2 separate regions of the Homo sapiens genome follow, and region 2 is linked to region 1. A link is an interaction called in ENCODE POLR2A ChIA-PET data of the cell type or tissue named here. Cell type or tissue: Panc1. All regions are shown on one strand.

Evidence for each region. ChIA-PET counts read pairs that join two places held together with the same protein. Peaks named below come from ENCODE experiments on the same cell type or tissue, not always from the same donor. Only the 100,000 strongest peaks of a DNase experiment are listed, where the experiment ranks them.
Region 2: POLR2A ChIA-PET joins it to region 1 with 7 read pairs; 5 of 35 experiments call an interaction of 5 or more read pairs at or near these places.

The regions. Positions count from the first base shown.
Region 1 is chr12:53,964,454-53,969,453 of GRCh38, forward strand. HOTAIR (HOX transcript antisense RNA) reads right to left here. Exons shown (of 7, transcript NR_186241.1): 2 at 4,164-4,303; 3 at 2,816-2,941; 4 at 1,823-1,924; 5 at 1,511-1,634. Among named protein-coding and RNA genes, the nearest start is that of HOXC11, 6.2 kb to the right of the region's middle. RefSeq lists an enhancer at 1,928-2,832. In Panc1, no CTCF peak of the experiment used is centred here; no DNase peak of the experiment used is centred here; H3K4me3 peaks cover 1,074 bases; H3K27ac peaks cover 4,830 bases.
Region 2 is chr12:54,312,246-54,317,245 of GRCh38, forward strand. No RefSeq gene overlaps it. Among named protein-coding and RNA genes, the nearest start is that of COPZ1, 10 kb to the right of the region's middle. In Panc1, no CTCF peak of the experiment used is centred here; no DNase peak of the experiment used is centred here.

The DNA of each region.
Region 1 (5,000 bases):
AAAGATCTTTGCCTGAAGAAACAATGTAACACTAGACAGAACTATAAAGTCTGGGAATGTAAGAACGCAGGACTCTCTCAGCTTCCCCCATTTGGAATTCTGTCCCCTGCACTTCCTGCTGAAATCCTGACCCTGACTACACAGTGGTATTCCAGGAAGAATTCATGCAATTATTCGGATAATTGTAGAGGGAGAGAGAGAAAGTATTTCTCTTTTATTGTCTGACCCTCTCTGATGTCTGTGCAGAGGAGGAGGGGCCAGGGGTGTATGGGATGTAGAGGAAAAGGAGACAGTAGGGTCTCCCAACATCACCCTAAGCCCTACAAAATGGCTATTCCTAAATCAAGGAGGCCCTAGGCAGGAGCTTATAGATTTTGGAACATACTCAAGAACGCACAAGAGATCGAGTTTGAATGCCCCTGATTTAGTTTCATTTTCCAGGATATTTGCTTGGCTTTACTTTGTCAGCATAGACCTGCCTCCTCTAGTATTGTAATCATTACAAGTAAGGGGATAATAGATAATTACAGGGGTATCAATAATATTATTTTATAGCCAAACAAGATATGATTAGAGTTAATGTCAGAGGCTCGGCTGGAGCCTGGGAGGCAGCAATAGACAAGGTGGAGAGGCCCTTATAGTCTTTCTCTATCCTATTTTTACATATGCTTTAATCTCTATAAATCCCTAGTTCTCTAAATCTCCTCCTCAGATGTCTTAAGGGAAAGCTCTAAGATTTTAGGGGCTGAAAGCCAGAGAAGGGTGAACCACAATTTGGTACTTGAACTCTGCTCCCCTCCCCATAGTTTCAGGAGCTGTGGGATCTGCTTTCCCCATGCCCCCCCAGCCTGAGGCTTTGCTCTCAGTCCAAGGCCACTAGGGTCACAGAGACTTTGCAGGTGGGGCCAATGTGAGGAAGACAGGGTCTTATCCAAACCAATTTCATTGTCATCCCCAAGTGGGCACTGGTCCCAAAGTGAAGCCTCTTTTGATCCTAAATTGGCCTTCCCCCTCTCCCCCAGGAACACCTGGGTGGGGCAAAAGCCAGGCTGGGGCTGTGAAGGCCAGTTCAGGGTAGGGATGCAGGAAGGACTGAAAATATTTGTGTTGTTGTTGTTTCCGGGATTTGAGACCAGAAGGGACCAGAAGGCTGGGAAGAGAGAGAAAGAGATCAAGGAAGTGCCTGAGAACAAGGCAAGAGAGAACCCAGGGAAGCTATGAAACCAGCCGGCAAGGGTAAAAAGAATGAGTGAAAGAAAGGGGGCAGGAAGAACAGCAGGAGAAAAAGAAGGAAGGAAGGAAATGAAAAGGAAAAGACAGAAAAAAGAGGAAGAAAAAGACAGGAGGGAAATGAAAATAAGAAAGACGAGAGAGAAGGATCGAAAGATAAAAAGAGGCGGGAGGGAGGCAGAAGCAAGGGTCGGCTGTTGCTCTCCCTCGCCCGGGCGCCTGCAGCAGTCTGGGTGGGCGGGGGCGCCATGACAAAGTGAAGGTCAAGTTAGCATCGTACCTTATAAGGAAGGCGCCGGTCCTCCATTTCAGCCTTTTCTCTGCCAGGACGCGGCCGTGGCATTTCTGGTCTTGTAAACATCAGACTCTTTGGGGCCTTAAAAAAATAAAGACGCCCCTCCTTCCTTTACCGGGGGTGAGCCGGCCGGGGAAAGCGGCGGACAGGGAAATCAACTAATGAAGACTCCGGGAAACTTTTCTCTCTTTTTCTCTCTCTGGCTCCGCTCCCCGCCAGCTGGGGACCCTTCCCTCCCTCCTTCCTCCCCCTCCCTTCCCCCGCCTCTCTTTTTCTCTATCTCCCAGTCTTCTGTACCTCTCGCCGCCGTCTGTAACTCTGGGCTCCCTCTCTCCACTCCCCACTCCCCTACTGCAGGCTTCTAAATCCGTTCCATTCCACTGCGAAGCGGAGCAGGACCTAAGAATTGGAGAGAAAATTAAACGTCATAAAGAAAAGTTCATTTACAGCTTAAATGTCTGAATGTTACGGTTTCCTTCAGAAAACAAGGCGGTACACTCGGTAAGGAGAAGTGAGGCAGCAGGGGTGGGGAGGGCTGGTGCGGTAGGAGGCTTGGTTTTATTTCTTTCTCAGATCCAGAGGCGGAAAGAAAGGGGGAGAAGCAGGAAAGTGCGACAGAAGCGTTTTACCCGGGCAGCTAGCAAAGAAAGATGCTGCAGTCGGTGGAACTGGAAGCAAAGCGCATAAGGGCCCAGTGCGGGGGCAGCGATCCCCGAGCGCTGAGCTGGCTGCGCTGAGGCCTGGCGTGCGGAGAAACAAATATATTGGATATTTGCTGGTCTAGGGGAGGGGTGAGGCAAGAATGGAGGGAGACAGGGAGACCGGGAGCGTAAGGCAGCGCCGCAGCCGGCCCGGCGAGACCGAAAGAGCCCCGTATCCGCCGCGACAGCCTTTGGCGGTGGGCAGTGGGCAGGCTCAGCTCGAAGGCTCAGGGAGGAAGGATCCCGAACTGAGATCCTTGATCCTTTTCCTCCAGGGTAGCACTGGGGATGAACAGAGAGAAAGAAGGAGAGGAAAATAATTGGTGTGGGGATATCTGCGGAGGACTTACCTTTTTCCTGGACCTCACAGCTCGTTTTCGCCTCCTCTGGGCTCATGGAGACATTTTAAGGCCTAATCATTGCTTTTTAAATTGAAATTCTAATGGCAAGGGAAGGGAAGGATGCACAGAAAACAATGATGGGGAATTCTGGTTCAATCTGATGCTCCAAAAGCCTCTAATTGTTGTCACCTCCACCCTCCTCAACTGGAAAAATGGCCTCTGGGATCTGCCCCCACCTCCCACTTTACCTTTCTGATTGAGAGCACCTCCGGGATATTAGGGACCTGAGGGTCTAAGTCCCGGGTGGGAGCCGCCAGGAGCAGGGGTGTTGGTCTGTGGAACTCCCAGGCCTCAGTGCCTGGTGCTCTCTTACCCTGTGTTTTCATCATAAAAAACAAAGGAAGAGGATTTGATTATTTCTGGTGATGTTAAATGATCCTGGCTTTCAAAGCAGCTCTGACCCCAAGATCTAAGGTGATAAGTGTCTCTGCCATAGACGTTTAATCTGGGCAAAGTGCCACTTATGTTACAAAATGCCTGGGCTCAACGGGCTGGAGGGGTAGCCGGGAAGCCCCAGGGAGGGAACAGCAGGCTCTCTTTGGCAGTATCTAGAGTTCGGTGGATAGTATTTTAAACAGTTGAAATGGACTGGGGAGGCCCTTTCTTATGTCCCCTCAGTCTGGGAAGGGGAGCTCCAGTTAGTGAGGTGGTTTATGAGCTGGACGCTTCCCCCTAGTGTGGGAAAGATAGAGATAGCCAGACCTCACCCTACAAAAATGTGCTTCATGTCTGTGACATAAAATTGGCAGGCACTTTGGAGATTTAGGGACTTGCAGAGAGTGGGGCAGGGCCAGACAACCTGGTGAAAGCAGAGGCTGAGGTGTGATTCAGGGTGGGTGGGGGTATCTGAGGGAGTAAGCCTGGGAAGGTATCACCCAAAACCATTTCCTGAGAGAAGCCAAATACACACAATGCACTCCAATATTGAAAAACACCAGATGATCTGCTTGGAAGGGATATAAACAGGCCAGGCGGATGCAAGTTAATAAAACCTGAAAAAGCCCAGGCAGGAACACTTAAAATGCCCCAGAAACAAAGCATACCATGACAAATTCTCACCCAACACACAAGTACACGCACCGGAATGTTCCCCAACACAGAGAAAAAGAGACTTCCCTACCTTGGGCCTCCACTCGTGAACACTCAGGCGTACCTGCCCAGCTCCAAGAGTGTACACAAATGTGTGCACTCTCATAAAATGACCCAAAGAAACCCCTGGGGCCTGCGGGCAGGCACCGGCTGCACAAACACCCCACAGAGCCAGCCCCATGTCTCCTGAGCCTCGCTAATGCACGATCCATACCCGGAGATAAAAGTCTAGACAATAGATGGCTGTTTATGACAACGAGGCTCTCCAAGTTTGGGGCCAGGCGATAAATCTCTGGCGAATCTTCCTGTAACTCAACTTCTGACTGTAGTGAGGAGAAAACCACTGAGCCCGCCGAAAGGAAAGCAGCAAAATGGGGGAGACTTGTAAATCCTGAGCAGAAGGCACTTTCCTTGCTGGGGCAAGGAGGCATAGGCCACAACACTCACCCCACGGAGCAGTCCTCACTGTGGAAGCTTTCGGATCAAGCTCCAGAGCACAGGCGAGTCAGAGTTCCCCACTGCCTGCCTAGGCTTCCAGGTTCCGGAAATCAGGGCAGAATGTGCAGGCAGAAGGCAGGGCCTGGAGGCTGGAACAGATCCCAAACAAATGATTCTTGCTGGGGGCAAAAGATTTTTTTTTGTTTTTGTTTTTGGTGACTGGAATCTTTTTGCTTTGTGTCACCTGAAGTTTTTCACCCCATGCCTTCCCACCCCTCTCTTTTCTTTTTCCTTTTGGATTGATTAGCTGTTTGTTCCCTTTTGCATTTTCGACCCAGGCATCTGATCGCTAATAAAGAGTTGCTGAAGTTGATCTCATAAAAATGCCGCGAGCTCACTTTGATCAGGAGGACTAGGTCCGAGCCTTAATGTAGGAGCTAAAGCCAGAGAATCAGGGCTCCGGCCAACCCGCCTCTGCTCTGTGGTGAGGCGGGAGATCTGGGTGGCCCAACAGGGCAATCCCACCCAGAAAAGGTATTTTCTGTGCCACTACAACTGGCTTAGGAAACTGAAGCCCAATAGCAGCGGCTCCATTTCCAGCCTGCTTTTAAGACATTTCCTTCATTTTGGAGCATTTGGTGAGGGGGCCAGTGAAACCGGCTCGTAAAATAGGGCTTTTATGGGAAGAAATAGGGTCGGGTTGCTAGCATCCTGGGACAATCTCTCCACAGAGGAAGCTGGGTGGGGCCTGTGGGGGCAAAGGAGCTGTCCTTCTCCCTCCCCACTACCTCCTCCATAGGTCCCAGGAACCTCTGAGCAGCGTCCACCAGCTTAGGTGGCCTGACT
Region 2 (5,000 bases), 350 kb after region 1:
CCAAACAAAAAAATTCCTCTCACTGTCTCTCCTAAGCATATAAAATAAGGCTCCTTCCACACCTGGGTTGATTAGACTATCAAGGATAGAAACATTGCTAACTTTTTTTTCCTAAGAACATTGAGGCTGGGCACGCTGGCTTATGCCTGTAATCCCAGCACTTTGAGAGGCTGAGGCGGGCGGATCACCTGAGATCAGGACTTTGAGACCAGCCTGGCCAACATGGTGAAACCCCATCTCTACCAAACAGTACAAAAATTGGCCAGATGGGGTGGTGTGTGCCTGTAGTCCTAGCTACTAGGGAGGCTGAGGTGGGAGAATCCCTGGAACCAAGGCGGTTGAGGTTGCAGTGAGCCGAGATCGCATCACTGCACTCCAGCCTGGGCGATAAAGACCCTGTCTCAAAAAAGAAAAGAAAAGAAAACATTCAAGCTTTGGCTTGAATGCCCATGTCAATTTTGGTCAATTAATTCATCTTGGAAGAACTCACTTATGCTGACCAAACTTAGAAGAATATAACATATAAACCACATGGTTAATTTACATATTTCTACATAAAACTTCCAGTGGCGTGGCCGGGCACGGTGGCTCAGGCCTGTAATCCCAGCACTTTGGGAGGACGAGGCAGGCGGATCACTTGAGGCCAGGAGTTTGAGACTAGTCCAGGCAACATGGTGAAACTCCGTCTCTACTAAAAATACAAAAATTAGCTGTGCGTAGTGGTGCACACCTGTAGTCCTAGCTACTTAGGAAATATTTATCTATTTTCAAGCAGAAAATCACTTGAACCTGGGAGGCTGAGGTTGCAGTGAGCCGTGATTGCACCACTGAACTTCAGTCTGGGTGACAGACAGCGAGAGACTCTGTCTCAAAAAGAGAGAGAGAGAGAGAAAGAGAGAGAGAAAGAGAGAGAGGAAGGAAGGAAAGAAAGAAAAAGGAAGGGAGGGAGGAAGGAAGGAAGGAAAGAAAGAAAGAAAGAAAAGAAAGAAAGAAAAAAAAGAGAGAGAGAGAAAGAAAGAACGAACAAACAACCTCTCTGTACCACTTTTTTTTTTTTTTTTTTTGAGATAGAGTCTCGCTCTGTTGCCCAGGCTGGAGTGCAGTGGCGCGATCCAGCTCACTGTAACCTCCGTCTCTCAGGTTCAAGCGATTCTCCTGCCTCAGCCTCCCGAGTAGCTGGGACAACAAGCACATGCCACCACACCCGGCTAATTTTTTGTATTTTTAGTAGAGATGGTGTTTCACTGTGTTACCCATGATGGTCTCGATCTCCTGACCTCATGATCTGCACGCCTTGGCCTCCCAAAGTGCTGGGATTACAGGCATGAGCCACCATACCCGACCGTCTGTACCACTTTTAAATTTTGTTATTAAAAAATAGAGAAAAAAAACTTCCAGTGGCCTAGACAATCTTATTGGATAATCAAAATGGTTGACTATTTTGGAAGACAAGTTTGATCATTAGAAGGTTGCTTAGTGAACAAGTGGAATTAGTTGGATAATTTTATTTTATTTTTTTGAGACGGAGTTTCGCTGTCACCCAGGCTGGAGTGCAGTGGTGTGATCTTGGTTCACCGCAACCTCTGCCTCTCAGGTTCAAGCGATTCTCCTGCCTCAGCCTTCAGAGTAGCTGGGATTATAGGCGCCCGCCACCAATCTCGGTTAATTTTTGTATTTTTAGTAGAGACAGGGTTTTGCCATGTTGGCCAGGCTGGTCTCGAACTCCTGACCTCAGGTAATACACCCGCCTCGGCCTCCCAAAGTGCTAGGATTACAGGCGTGAGCCACTGCGCCCACCCTAGTTGGAAAATTTTAGTGACTAATAGAACAGCATACATCTTCTTTATACAGATATAAGATATTCATTTATGTTGGACAAATGGGTAATCTTCTTTCCTAAATGTCGCTGGAGAAATATTGACAATTTTGGGGGTGGGGATTCTTTGCAGACTACTTCCTTACTCCCCCTTCTCTGAAGACAAGGTACAATTCAATTGATTGGGTTTCAGCTCTAGCCAAGTTAATATAATTGATTCTGTTTATATTCCCTTCAGCCATCTTATTCTAATTGATTGGGTTAGAATTTGATTGTGTTAGGCCTCCGGCCATTTTACTTTGAGTGATTAGGTTGCTAGAACTTTAGATATGTTGATAGAATTATGCTTTCCTGAAACTACACCAGGTTATTTGCTACTTCTACAAATGGCTGATCTCATCTATTATACTTTGATTTTTTTGTTTGTTTGTTTTTGTTTTTGAGACAGCGCCTCATTCTCTTGCCCAGGCTGTAGTGCACTGTCGTTATCATGGCTCACTGAAGCCTCTAACTCCCGGGCTCAAGTGATCCTCCTGCTTCAGCCTCCCAAGAAGCTGGGACTGCAGGCACATACCACCACGCTCAGCTGACTTTTCCTAATTTCACCTGTGGTACACAATCGTTTGGGGGACATTTTCTTACTGTTACTGTTTTGTGTCCATTGTAACCTGAAGAACTGCAATGAATTCCTAGTTGGTCTTTCTGCTGTCTCTTCAAATCCTTTATGCACACACAACTGTCAAATTAATCATTTAAAAATTGCTTCCATAAGCCTACAGAATAGAAGAAAATAATTGCAATTTTTGTACCTGATAAGGATCCAGTATCCAGAATATATAAAGAACTTTTACGACTACAACAACAACAACAAAAAACAATAATCCAACTCAAAAATGAATAAATGACTTGAATAGACATTTCTCAAATAAAGATATACAAGGCCGGGCGTGGTGGCTCACGCCTGTAATCCCTGCACTTTGGGAGGCCGAGGCGGGCAAATCACGAGGTCAAGAGATCGAGACCATACTGGCCAACAAGGTAAAACCCCGTCTCTACTAAAATACAAAAATTACCTGGGCGTGGTGGCACATGCCTGTAATCCCAGCTACAGGAGAGTCTGAGGCAGGAGAATTGCTTGAACCAGGGAGTCAGAGGTTGCAGTGAGCTGAGATCGTGCCACTACACTCCAGCCTGGTGACGGGGCGAGACTATGTCTCAAAGAAAAAAAAAAAAAAAGGCCAGGCGCAGTGGCTTATGCCTGTAATCCCAGCACTTTGGGAGACTGAGGCGGGCGGATCACCTGAGGTCGGGTGTTCCAGACCAGCCTGACCAACATGGTGAAACCCCACCTCTACTAAAAATACAAAATTAGCCAGGCATGGTGGTGCATGCCTGTAATCCTAGCTACTCTGGAGGCTGAGGCAGGATAATTGCTTGAACCTGGGAGGCGGAAGTTGCGGTGAGCCGAGATTGCACCATTGCACTCCAGCCTGGGCAACAAGAGCAAAACTCGGTCTCAAAAAAAAAGATATGCAAATAGACAAACATATGAAAAGATGCGCAAATCATTAGTCATTAAGGGGCCGGGCGCGGTGGCTCACACCTGTAATCCCATCACTTTGGGAGGCCGAGGCGGGTGGATCACGAGGTCAGGAGATCGAGACCATCCTGGCTAACACGGTGAAACCCCATCTCTACTAAAAATACAAAAAAATTAGCCGGGCATGGTGGCGGGCGCCTGTAGTCCCAGCTACTTGGGAGGCTGAGGCAGGAGAATGGCGTGAATCCGGGAGGCAGAGCTTGTAGTGGGCTGAGATCACACCACTGCACTCCAGCCTGGGGGACACAGCGAGACTCCGTCTCAAAAAAAAAAAAAATCATTAGTCATTAGGGAAATGCAAATCAAAACCATGAGACACCATGGTTTACAACCACCACTAGGATGGCTGTAAAGAAAATACAAAACCAAAAAACTCTGAAAATACCATGTGTTGGTGAGGATGTGGAGAGGAGAAATCAGAACCCTCAAACGTTGTTGGTAATGTAAAATGGTGCAGCCACTGCGGAAAATAATTTGGTAGTTCCTCAAGAAGTTAAACACAGGGCCTGGTGCAGTGGCTCACGCCTGTGATCCCAGTGCTTAGAAGCCCAAGGCAGGAAGATTGCTTGAGACCAGGATTTCAAGGTCATCCTGGGCAACAAAGCAAGAGTCCATCTCTATAAAGAATTTTTTTTTTTTTTTTGAGACAGAGTCTCACTCTGTTGCCCAGGCTAGAGTGCAATGGCGCAATCTTGGCTCACTGCAATCTCTGCCTCCCAGGTTCAAGTGATTCTCCTACCTCAGCCTCCCAAGTAGCTGGGATTACAGGCACCTGACATCATGACCCGCTAATTTTTGTATTTTTGTGGATACGGAGTTTCTCCATGTTGGCCATGCTGGTCTTGAACCTCAGGTGGTCCGCCTGCTTGGCCTCCAAAAAGTGCTGGGATTACAGGCATGAGCCACTGCGCCAGCCTACAGAAAATACATTTTTAAAAAATTAGCCAATTGTGGGCCGGGCACGGTGGCTCACACCTGTAATCCCAGCACTTTGGGAGGCTGAGGTGGGTGGATCACAAGGTCAGGAGTTCGAGACCAGCCTGACCAACATGGTGAAACCCCGTCTCTACTAAATACAAAAATTAGCCGGGTGTGGTGGCGCACACCTGTAATCCCAGCTACTCAGGAGGCTGAGGCAGGAGAATTGCTTGAACCCGGGAGGCAGAGGTTGCAGTGAGCCAAGATTGTGCCATTGCACTCCAGCCTGGTCGACAGAGTGAGACTCCATCCCAAAAAAAAAAAAAAAAAAATTAGCCAAGTGTGCTAGTGCATGCCTGTGGTCCCAGGTACATGGGAGGCTGAGGCTGAAGGATTACTTGAGACCAGGAGGTTGAGGCTGCAGTAAGCCGTCTCCTCGCCACTGCACTCCAGCCTGGAAAACAAAAACAAAAAAGCAAAAAACAAAACAAAGCAAAAACAAAAAACAAAGTCCCAAAAAGAAGTAAAATAGGTTGGGAGTGGTGGTTCACACCTATAATCCCAGAACTTTGGGAGGGTGAGGTGGGCGGATCACCTGAGGTCAGGAGTTCCAGACCAGCCTGGCCAACATGGTGAAACCCTGTCTCTATTAAAAACACAAAAATT